Regions from separate parts of the Homo sapiens genome. Here region 2 is linked to region 1. A link is a contact called in ENCODE Hi-C or POLR2A ChIA-PET data. All regions are on one chromosome and are shown on one strand. Each heading gives the region's core, a stretch centred on a gene start or an enhancer-like site at or near the end of the contact. The rest is flanking DNA. Distances are from core to core; before and after follow the strand shown.

Region 1 (4,366 bases), core at 983-3,482:
GGACTCTGTCCCTGGTTTTCCTTAATGAATACTGCCCCCTACAGCATGTCAGTGAAATAGATTTTTTAAAAAATAATTTGCATGAACATTCCTATCTGGCTCTTAGATGAGGGCAAGGAATTATCCAAGTGTTAAATGGTGGAAACCACACATGTGACTTCTCATGAAGTAGCCATGATTTCTTCTGTGTGGCACCCATCCTTGCCTGTGAACTCTCTGATGGCCTCTGAGCATGAACTTGGCAAGTTCAAGACAATTTAAGTGAAGTTAAGGGAGAAATCTTCTCAAGAATGTGAATGGAGTAAAAGAGGTCATCACAAATGCACACAGGCATATCCACGTAAGATGCAGCCTTTTTCCAGCATACAAATGAATCCTAGAGTACAAGTAGCACCCTCAAAAATAAAGCTCATTTTTGGAATGAATGAATACTTTTAAGGGAACCAATCCAAAGGTGGGGTTTTGGGAACTCTAATAAACTGTGGGGATATGTGTGAAATTACTGAGGTGGAGGAGACTCTTCCAGAACAAATCACACCAACTTTACCCTTGCCTGGGGTAATTAAATGCTAGATTTGCAAGCAATCTGAGAGAAAATCTATTCCAACCTACCGGCTATTGTAAGAAACCTCACCTGTAGCATCCCTAGCAAGTGATATTCCAGCCTCTATTTGAATACCTCTGGGGTCAGGGAACTCACTACTCTCAAGAGAGCCTATTCAACTGTGAGAAGACAAATGTGAAAAGTTCTTTTCACAATATACATATGGAGCCAAAGTTTGCCTCCCTGTATTTTTTTTTTACTTTTACTCCCTATGTCCAGAGAGAGAAGAAAAAAGCTAGTTCAGGATATAGATCTTCATTTGTGCAAGGGAACTGGTTTCTGTCCATAAAACTGTTTTCAAAAACATCCTTTATTTCCAACCATTGTGTGGGAGAATGGGGATCATGGGCACAATGGACCCTGCAAACTTTGGCTATGGGTCTCACCCTGAAGAGGTTGTACCTAGTCCAGAGAATTAAGTTTCTACCTAATCCAGAGAATTAAGTTCATTCATAGTACCCCTCTTTTTTTTTTATAAGACCAGTTACCACAAAATGTAATGATACTGTTTGCATTTGTTTACTGTCTCTTCCATCAGACTTTAAGTTCCATGCAGGCAGAAATAATCTGCTTTTTCACTTTTGAATACTCAGTGACTGGCATAATGCTTGGTACATAGAAGACATTCAATAAATAACCTCAGACACATGAATATATGAAGGACTGAATTCCAAGTACATGAATGTATAATAAATAAGGGAGAGAATCATTTATTCCACACTATACAGTCTGGTTTAGAATTATTTGCCTCTTAAAAATGGAACCAAATCTAGCATAACCTTTTTGCAGCAAAAATCAACTAGTGCCTTCAAAAATCCTTCTCCTTAGGGCTAAACCTGATCCTTGAATCCACCAGCTGGCTGCCTGCCCAAGTGAGTGGGTGGACGGCTTTGTGAAGACCAATTTTAGCTCAGGCCTGCTGTCAGTTCCTCACCACTCAAGAGAAAGTCTTTCCACTAGGCCACATGAACCTGATCACACCCACACTGTGGGTTTTCTCCATTTCACATACATTCTCCTAAATTGAGGAAACAAATGTGGGGAGGCCCTGTCTGGAAGAAAGCATTTAGACAGTCTGCAAGTTATTATCCTCCCAAGCACAGTGCCTGAGAATGCCAGGCTAGAAACCAAGGATCCTCTAGGAAACACACACAAAACTTGGGCAGTAGGGGGCAGCAGTGACTTACAGTCCTAGGCTGTCCTGGAGCCAAAGGACTTTTTTTTTTTTTTCTTAAACTTTTCTTTTTCCAAGCTATGTAATTATAGCTTCCCCACTCCACATTTAGATTTCCCACTCCACATTTCAGAAAAATGCTGTGATTCTCCAACTCTGAAAAAGGCAAAGGGAGCATTAGATGTTAAGAGGCTGCCTTTACCTTTGCTCTTATGAAGGAAGCAGGCCAGGCCATTGATTTCCATCAGCAGTTGTTATCTGTGCATTGTCCACAAAGTTTGGGGAGCCTTGCCATCATAAAAACAAGCATAACCACTGCTAAGGAATCATGGCAGGAGCTCCTAGGACACTAAGAATGTGAACTGTGTCCATGAGGCCTTGGCACAAACCACCGTGTAGCATGACCATTCGTCCACAGGGTGTGACACCTGCAAATGGCCCATGTGTCACTCTCACCACCAAGTAGATATACCATGACCATTGTCTCAAATATTCTCATTGCAACCCCGACACCTTCATCAGGAGAAGACGGCTCCCTGGCACGTGGGCTACACACTGGTACCCTAATGAAATGCACACGTTGATGGAATCACAAAGGCAAGCTGCAGCTAAGAAACAAGCACTTTATTTGCGAGAGTCACTGAAGCCTGAGGATGTCATGTCCTCGGCCCAGAGAGGCAGCCAAGTGCACATTCACAAGAAACTCCTCAGTAAGTAGTTGCAGCTACATGAGCTGCCAGGCTTTACTGTTCAGGGTCTCTCTCCTCAGCACTCCATGCTTGCACTTCACATTGTGAACATGGGCTACATATGCTCACAGAAATGTTAGTTTCATTTATCCCAAAATATATGTATCTTCTCATGCTGTTGAACACTGTCAAATACCTAAACTTGGAGGACATAAACTTTTAAAGCGGACCTTAAACTAAGGGATGACCGAACTAAGTCCTGACTACAGATGAGAGCTTGATAAAAATGACTATTATGAGAGCACCCAGAAAGGTAAATACTTCTCCCTCCCAATGATCCTTGAAATGAAACTGAATTCATGTATGTGTGATAGTTTCCACGTAACAGATGGAAGCAAGAGAAATGCTGAGATTTATCATCTGAAGATCGGATGAACATCAACTAGTCATTTTCAATTCCTGAGACAAGACTAATCAAATAGATCTTTCATCTTTCCAAATGATATATTTTCTCTTTTTCTCTACTCCTTGTTACAAAAAGCCAGGTTTATTGTATTTTAGAGAAAGGATATATAGCAGAACCATAAGTTCACACATTGGTTTTGAAATGTATCCATATTTAGAGACAAACAAACATGGTGGCATTCTTCTTCTCTGTGAAAAAAGGATGGCTTCAGCATTAAAGGTTATTAGTTTCACACATTAGAGGGATTTTTGTGTCTCCTCTTCTGAAGGCTCTTTTAAATTACACAGTAGATCAAGAAAATGACTCCCAAAGGGGGCAAAAGACTGCACTGGATACAATTTCTTTCACCTTGATGTTTGACTGTAATGCTTGAGGTTAAGGACAAAAGCTAGGGTGGAGTAAGGGCAGTTGGGCACGTCACTCAGGTGCCTCTCTAGGCAGCTTTAATAGTGCTCGCCCTTCCTCTGAACAGGACAGTGCTCTCCTCCACATAAAGTACCACCAAGCTCTGCAAGTGCCAAGGAGACAAAGAGCTAAAAGATGATTCTCCAGCTAGGGCAAGGTGAGCCAACTTCTCCCTCAGAGCACCTCTTTGTCTTGTATTCCCTCTGCTTCCCTATTTAGACCTCAAAGGGACACTTTCTTTTTAATATTGCCAGTCTAAGGAAGAATCTGTTAGCTTAGCAGAAACAAGACAGCAATGAAAATGTAAAAATGAAAAATGCAAGAAAGAACTTTGCTAAAGGTTAGTGAGGCAATAGCACAAAGCCAAAAGAAAATAAGACCTATGCAAGTAGTTAAGTCTACCCAGTGTAAGTTGCTGGTTCTGAGAATAAATTTCAATATGTATATGACAAAATGTATACATACATTTAAATGATTCCCCATTTATTAATCTCCTGCTATGTGCTAGGCATTTGTCTGGGTGTCTTACTATATTACCTCCATTCCCCATAACAATGTACTACAAAGTAGTTGTTGAGAATTAAAGGGCAATTAAAAGGGAGTGTTCTCTTTTCTCGCTCTGTTGCCTAGGAGGAAGTGCAGTGGTGTGATCTCGGCTCACTGCAACCTCTGCTTCCCAGGTTCAAGCGATTCTCCTGCCTCAGCCTCCCACTTAACTGGGACTACAGGCGTACGCCACCACACCCAGCTAATTTTTGTATTTTTATTAGAGACAGGGTTTTGCTCTGTTGACCAGGCTGGTCTCAAACTCCAGACCTCAAGTAATCCTCCTGCCTCAGCCTCCCAAAGTGCTGGGATTACAGGCGTGAGTCATCATGCCCGGCAGGCAGTGTTCTCTTTTAAAGGTAACCAAGAAGTCCTGCTAAAACTAGGGTTCTCAAGCTCCAGTGCCTTAAGATCTCATGGGTGTGAAATGTAAACTTCTAGGCTTTTATTCAAAAATATGAATTAGAAGGACTCAGTTTGTA
Region 2 (4,216 bases), core at 641-3,140, 74 kb after region 1:
CTACTCCACCTGGGGACCATGAGGGCCTCATACCAGGAAGTGATGAGGTGGAGCTGCATCTTCTGGTTCCTGAAGAGATGAGAGCTGTAGCACCTGTCCACCACCCACCCACCTAGAAGCTCTGTCTTCCACTGCAAAGGTGCACCCACAGTGACCTTCTATTTCACAACACAGCCCAAGGATCCAATCCTTAAATCCATGCTAGTCTCCTTCCCCGTGACTCTCCAGTTGTCAGAGACCAACGATCCAGTAAAGCAAGAGTATTTTCAATTTTATAAGCACAAAGAAGGCTCAGGAAGTAGACCCCATCACCTTTGTAATGACAATAGCCAACTTGAAATTTAAAAGATCATTAAAGAAAATTATTAAGAGGGAGAGAGGAAGGAAAATAAACATTAAAAGGAAAAGAAGCAGACATGGGTTCAGGTCCCGGTTCTGTAGGCTCCACAAGAGTAGGGATTTGGGTATGTTTTGTTTAATGACGTATGCCAAGTACCTACAAGAGCACTTTTGAAAGAGTGCCTTATGCAGAGAAGGAGCTTAATAAATCCAACTAACATACAGTGCCTACTACATGCCAGGCACTGACATAAACATTTTACACACGTTAACTCATTCAATCTTCATTCTATGTGGCAGAGGTTATTATTGTGTCCACTTTTCAGAGGAGAAAACTGAAGAGCAGAAAGGTAAAGTAACCTGTCCAAGGTCACAAATAAGTGGCAGAGCCAGGATTTGAGCCCAGACTAACCTATTTTACAATCCCTTTGACATCCTGCAATGCCTCTCTGAATACAAATGTGAATGTTAATCGAGTTATTCATCCCTTCCGTGGCATCCTCCTACTGACTCTAGGTTCATGCCTCTATTATGTTCTCAGTGAAAGAATTTATCTTATTTTATTTTTATTTATTTTTTCCCAAGACAGAGTCTCGTTCTGTCACCCAGCCTGGAGTGCAGTGGCGTGATCTCGGCTCACTGCAACCTCCGCCTCCCGGGTTCAAGAAATTCTCCTGCTTCAGCCTCCCAAGTAGCTGGGATTACAGGTGCATGCCACCACGCTTGGCTAATTTTTGTATTTTTAGTAGAGATGAGGCTTCACCATGTTGGCCAGGCTGGTCTCTAATTCCTGGCCTTGTGATCTGCCCACCTCAGCCTCCCAAAGTGCTAGGATTACAGGCGTGAGCCACCGCACCCGGTCCCAGATTTTAAAAGTAATCAAAACCCAAACCTAGATCTTTCCCTTGCTATCTGAATGCCTTTGGATAAGTGACTCTACTTTTCTGGGCTTCAGTTTACTCACCTGTAAAATGAGTACAATAAGGCCTGCTTCAGAAGGTCGATGTGAAGACTCAGAGTGGGACTATATGGAAGTGCCTGTCCTGATCCATGCTGGGGCTCAGGAAGTGAAGGCAATTGGGGAGAAGGGTAATAAAGAGGCGTGCTCTGGAACTGACAGAGTTGCTTTAATCTTAGCTTCTATGCTATCAATTCCCTCTGTGCCCTCTGGCCTAAGTGTTGTCATTTGCAAGATAATGATACCTACATCATTGGTATTATGAAGATGAAATGAGCTCATACATACAAAGGTCACAGAATCTGGCACATGCTAAGTGTTCAGTAAATAAAAGTTAGTAATAAAAAATTTTATTAACAGCTTCGTGAAATGGACATAACAAAATCGGCCACAGCCTCCACCCTGAATCTCCAGGATACAAATGACTCAAGGATTTCTTCCCCTTCTCACAGCCAAATTTCAAGAGTCTGGAATATCCCCTACCTGGAATAACAAAGTATGGCACAGTGTCAAAGAAAAACAAGTCAGAAACCGGCCAGGCTGGTATATAAAGCAAGGCTTCCTTCCCTAACTAGGGGATGCACCACACTGCTCTCTCAAACCCTGGAGGGATTTCCTCAGCCACGTGGGAGGGACCATGAAGTTTACAGTTTAAAGCCACGTGCACCTAAAACATCAGCTGAGTGAGAAGTGAACATCAACAAGGGCACAGCTGAGTGGGATGAGATGCTGTGCCTCAGCTCATCCCTTCTTAGATGATTAAGGTTCTTTAAAATAGACATACTGTCTCTACAACTAGGTTTCTTTGTGAGTTTGCACAACACAGCAAGAAGCCAAGGTTAAACTTATTTCAACAAGTGCACATACACACACACTGCGATTATAGAGCCACGGTGAGGCCACACAAGTATCAGGTACACTCACAAGAACTTCTACAGGATAGAGTGGTTGGAAACGGCTCTGCCAAAGTGAACTTCTCATTCTGAAACAAGAGCTCTTCTCTCAACTTTGATTTACCTACACACCAATGCCAAACGAACTTTCCTAGGGCGCAGCTCTAATCTAATTACCCGTTCAAAAAATCATCAATGGCTCCCCACTTCCCACTGAATTAAAGGCAAACTTGAGCCCAGGAGTTCAAGACCATCCTGGGCAATGTGGTGAAACCCCCTCCCTACAAAAAACACAAAAAATTAGCCGGGTGTGATGGCACGTGCCCATAGTCACAGCTACTGAGGAGGCTGACGTGGGGGGATCACCTGAGCCCTGTAGGTCAAGGCTGCAGTGAGCCGTCATGCATCATTGCACTCCAGCCTGAAAAAGGAATGAAATTCTGAAACATGTTACAACATGAATGAACCTTGAAAACGTAATTCTAAGTGAAATAAGCCAGATACAAAAGGACAATATTGCATGTTTCCACTTACAGAGGTACCTACAAGAATCAAATTCATAGAGACGAAGTAGAATAGGGGTTAAAAGGGTCTGGGCAGAGGGAGGAAAGGGAAGTTTTATGGGTACAGAGTTTTGGTTTGGGATGTTGAAAAAGTTCTGGAGATAAATAATGGTGATGGTTATATACCATTTGTTACATGAATGTACATAATGCCACTAAATTGTATATGTGAAAAATGGTTAAAATGGTAAATTTTATATCTATTTTATACCATCCCCCCCTTAAAAAATTGTTTTTAAGAGTCAAGGTCTCACTCTGTCTCCCAGGCTGGGGTGCAGTGGGGTAATCAAAGCTCACTGCAGCTTCGAACTCAGCCAGCTTCCCTGACTCAAATGATCATCCTGCTTCAGCCTCCCGAGTAGCTGGGACTACAGATGGTGCCATCACGCCCAGCTCATTGTTGATTCCCTCCCCACCCTCCCCTTCCTCCCCTTGGTAGAGACGGGATTCCGCTCTACTACCTAGGCTTGTGAAACTCATAGAACAAAGGATCCTCCCTCCTAGGCCTGGGCGTGGGCTCGCAGAATGCTGGGATTCCCAGATTACAGGCCGGTGCACCACACCAGGAGCAAACACTTCCCACTTTAAAAATTCAGTTTGTGATTGGCTGTCATTCAGTATTATGCTAATTAAGCATGCCTGTTTTTAAACTTCTTAAAACAATTTTTTAAAATTAAAAAAATAATAAAAATAATAAAGGCTAACTCTTCACACTTCAGTCAAGGCAGCCTTATCATCCATCTGTCCCAGAAAGTCCTCCAGCCTTTGAAGGGGAGGCAGCGTGTGTGGAAGAATGCAGCCTTTGGAATCTGAGCTAGTCAAGCTGGCCCTTGGCCCTGGGCAATGTTAGTTTCTACTAATCTTTCTGTTCTTTGGTTTTATCCTCCATAAAACAGGGATTATATCAAACATATTATAAGGCAGCGGCTGGCAAACTGCAACCCGGGCCAATTCTAGCTGACCACCTATTTATGTAAACAAATAGGCGGTCAACAACCTCGGGACAGGTATCAGGACACAGACTCATCCATTTATGGTCTCTGGTTGCTTTCGTGCTACAAAGCAAAGCCGAGCAGTTGTGACCGAGTGACCTGTGGCCCACAAAACCTCAAGTACTGACTACCAGCTCTTCACAGAAAGTCTGCCAGTCTATGTTATAAGGACCAAATGAAATGATACACCTACACATACCACATGCTCAGTAGTAATAATACGATAACCCTCAGGAAAACTGGACACACCCCACACTTCCCTCTCTCTGAACTCAGTCTATCCCCTCTGCCCAGGTGCCTCTGCTGCCTGAGGCCATCTCACCCAGCTTAATTCCAATGCCTGTCCCCCATCAAGTCCCTCTTAATTTCCTGACCCAAACCTCAGCAGCCTGTGATATAGCAGATGTAGAGAACGTGTATGCTGGCACCACCTTTCCACTCCCACTCACCCATCTCTGCACTCCTGGTAGT

Evidence for each region. Hi-C counts contacts between places; a loop is a spot of excess contacts on that map. ChIA-PET counts read pairs that join two places held with the same protein, here RNA polymerase II (POLR2A). Pooled maps may share reads with other maps.
Region 2: a loop to region 1 is called in a map of PC-3, with 2.9 times the contacts of the local background. The contact joins two enhancer-like sites. A Hi-C loop is called at or near these places in 21 of 168 maps with a recorded cell type or tissue (GM12878, K562, MCF 10A and 15 more), 9 of 37 single-sample maps with no recorded cell type and 23 of 50 pooled maps. POLR2A ChIA-PET finds 5 or more read pairs at or near these places in 3 of 52 experiments (H1, PC-3 and WTC11).

The regions. Positions count from the first base shown.
Region 1 is chr11:19,901,122-19,905,487 of GRCh38, reverse strand. All of the region lies in intron 6 of NAV2 (neuron navigator 2), which reads right to left. Among named protein-coding and RNA genes, the nearest start is that of NAV2-AS3, 78 kb to the left of the region's middle. Within about 2 kb of position 2,232, at least 2 of the 41 ENCODE cell types and tissues checked have a DNase peak (open chromatin) inside an H3K27ac peak, as active enhancers do.
Region 2 is chr11:19,826,930-19,831,145 of GRCh38, reverse strand. All of the region lies in intron 1 of NAV2 (neuron navigator 2), which reads right to left. Among named protein-coding and RNA genes, the nearest start is that of MIR4694, 69 kb to the right of the region's middle. Within about 2 kb of position 1,890, at least 5 of the 41 ENCODE cell types and tissues checked have a DNase peak (open chromatin) inside an H3K27ac peak, as active enhancers do.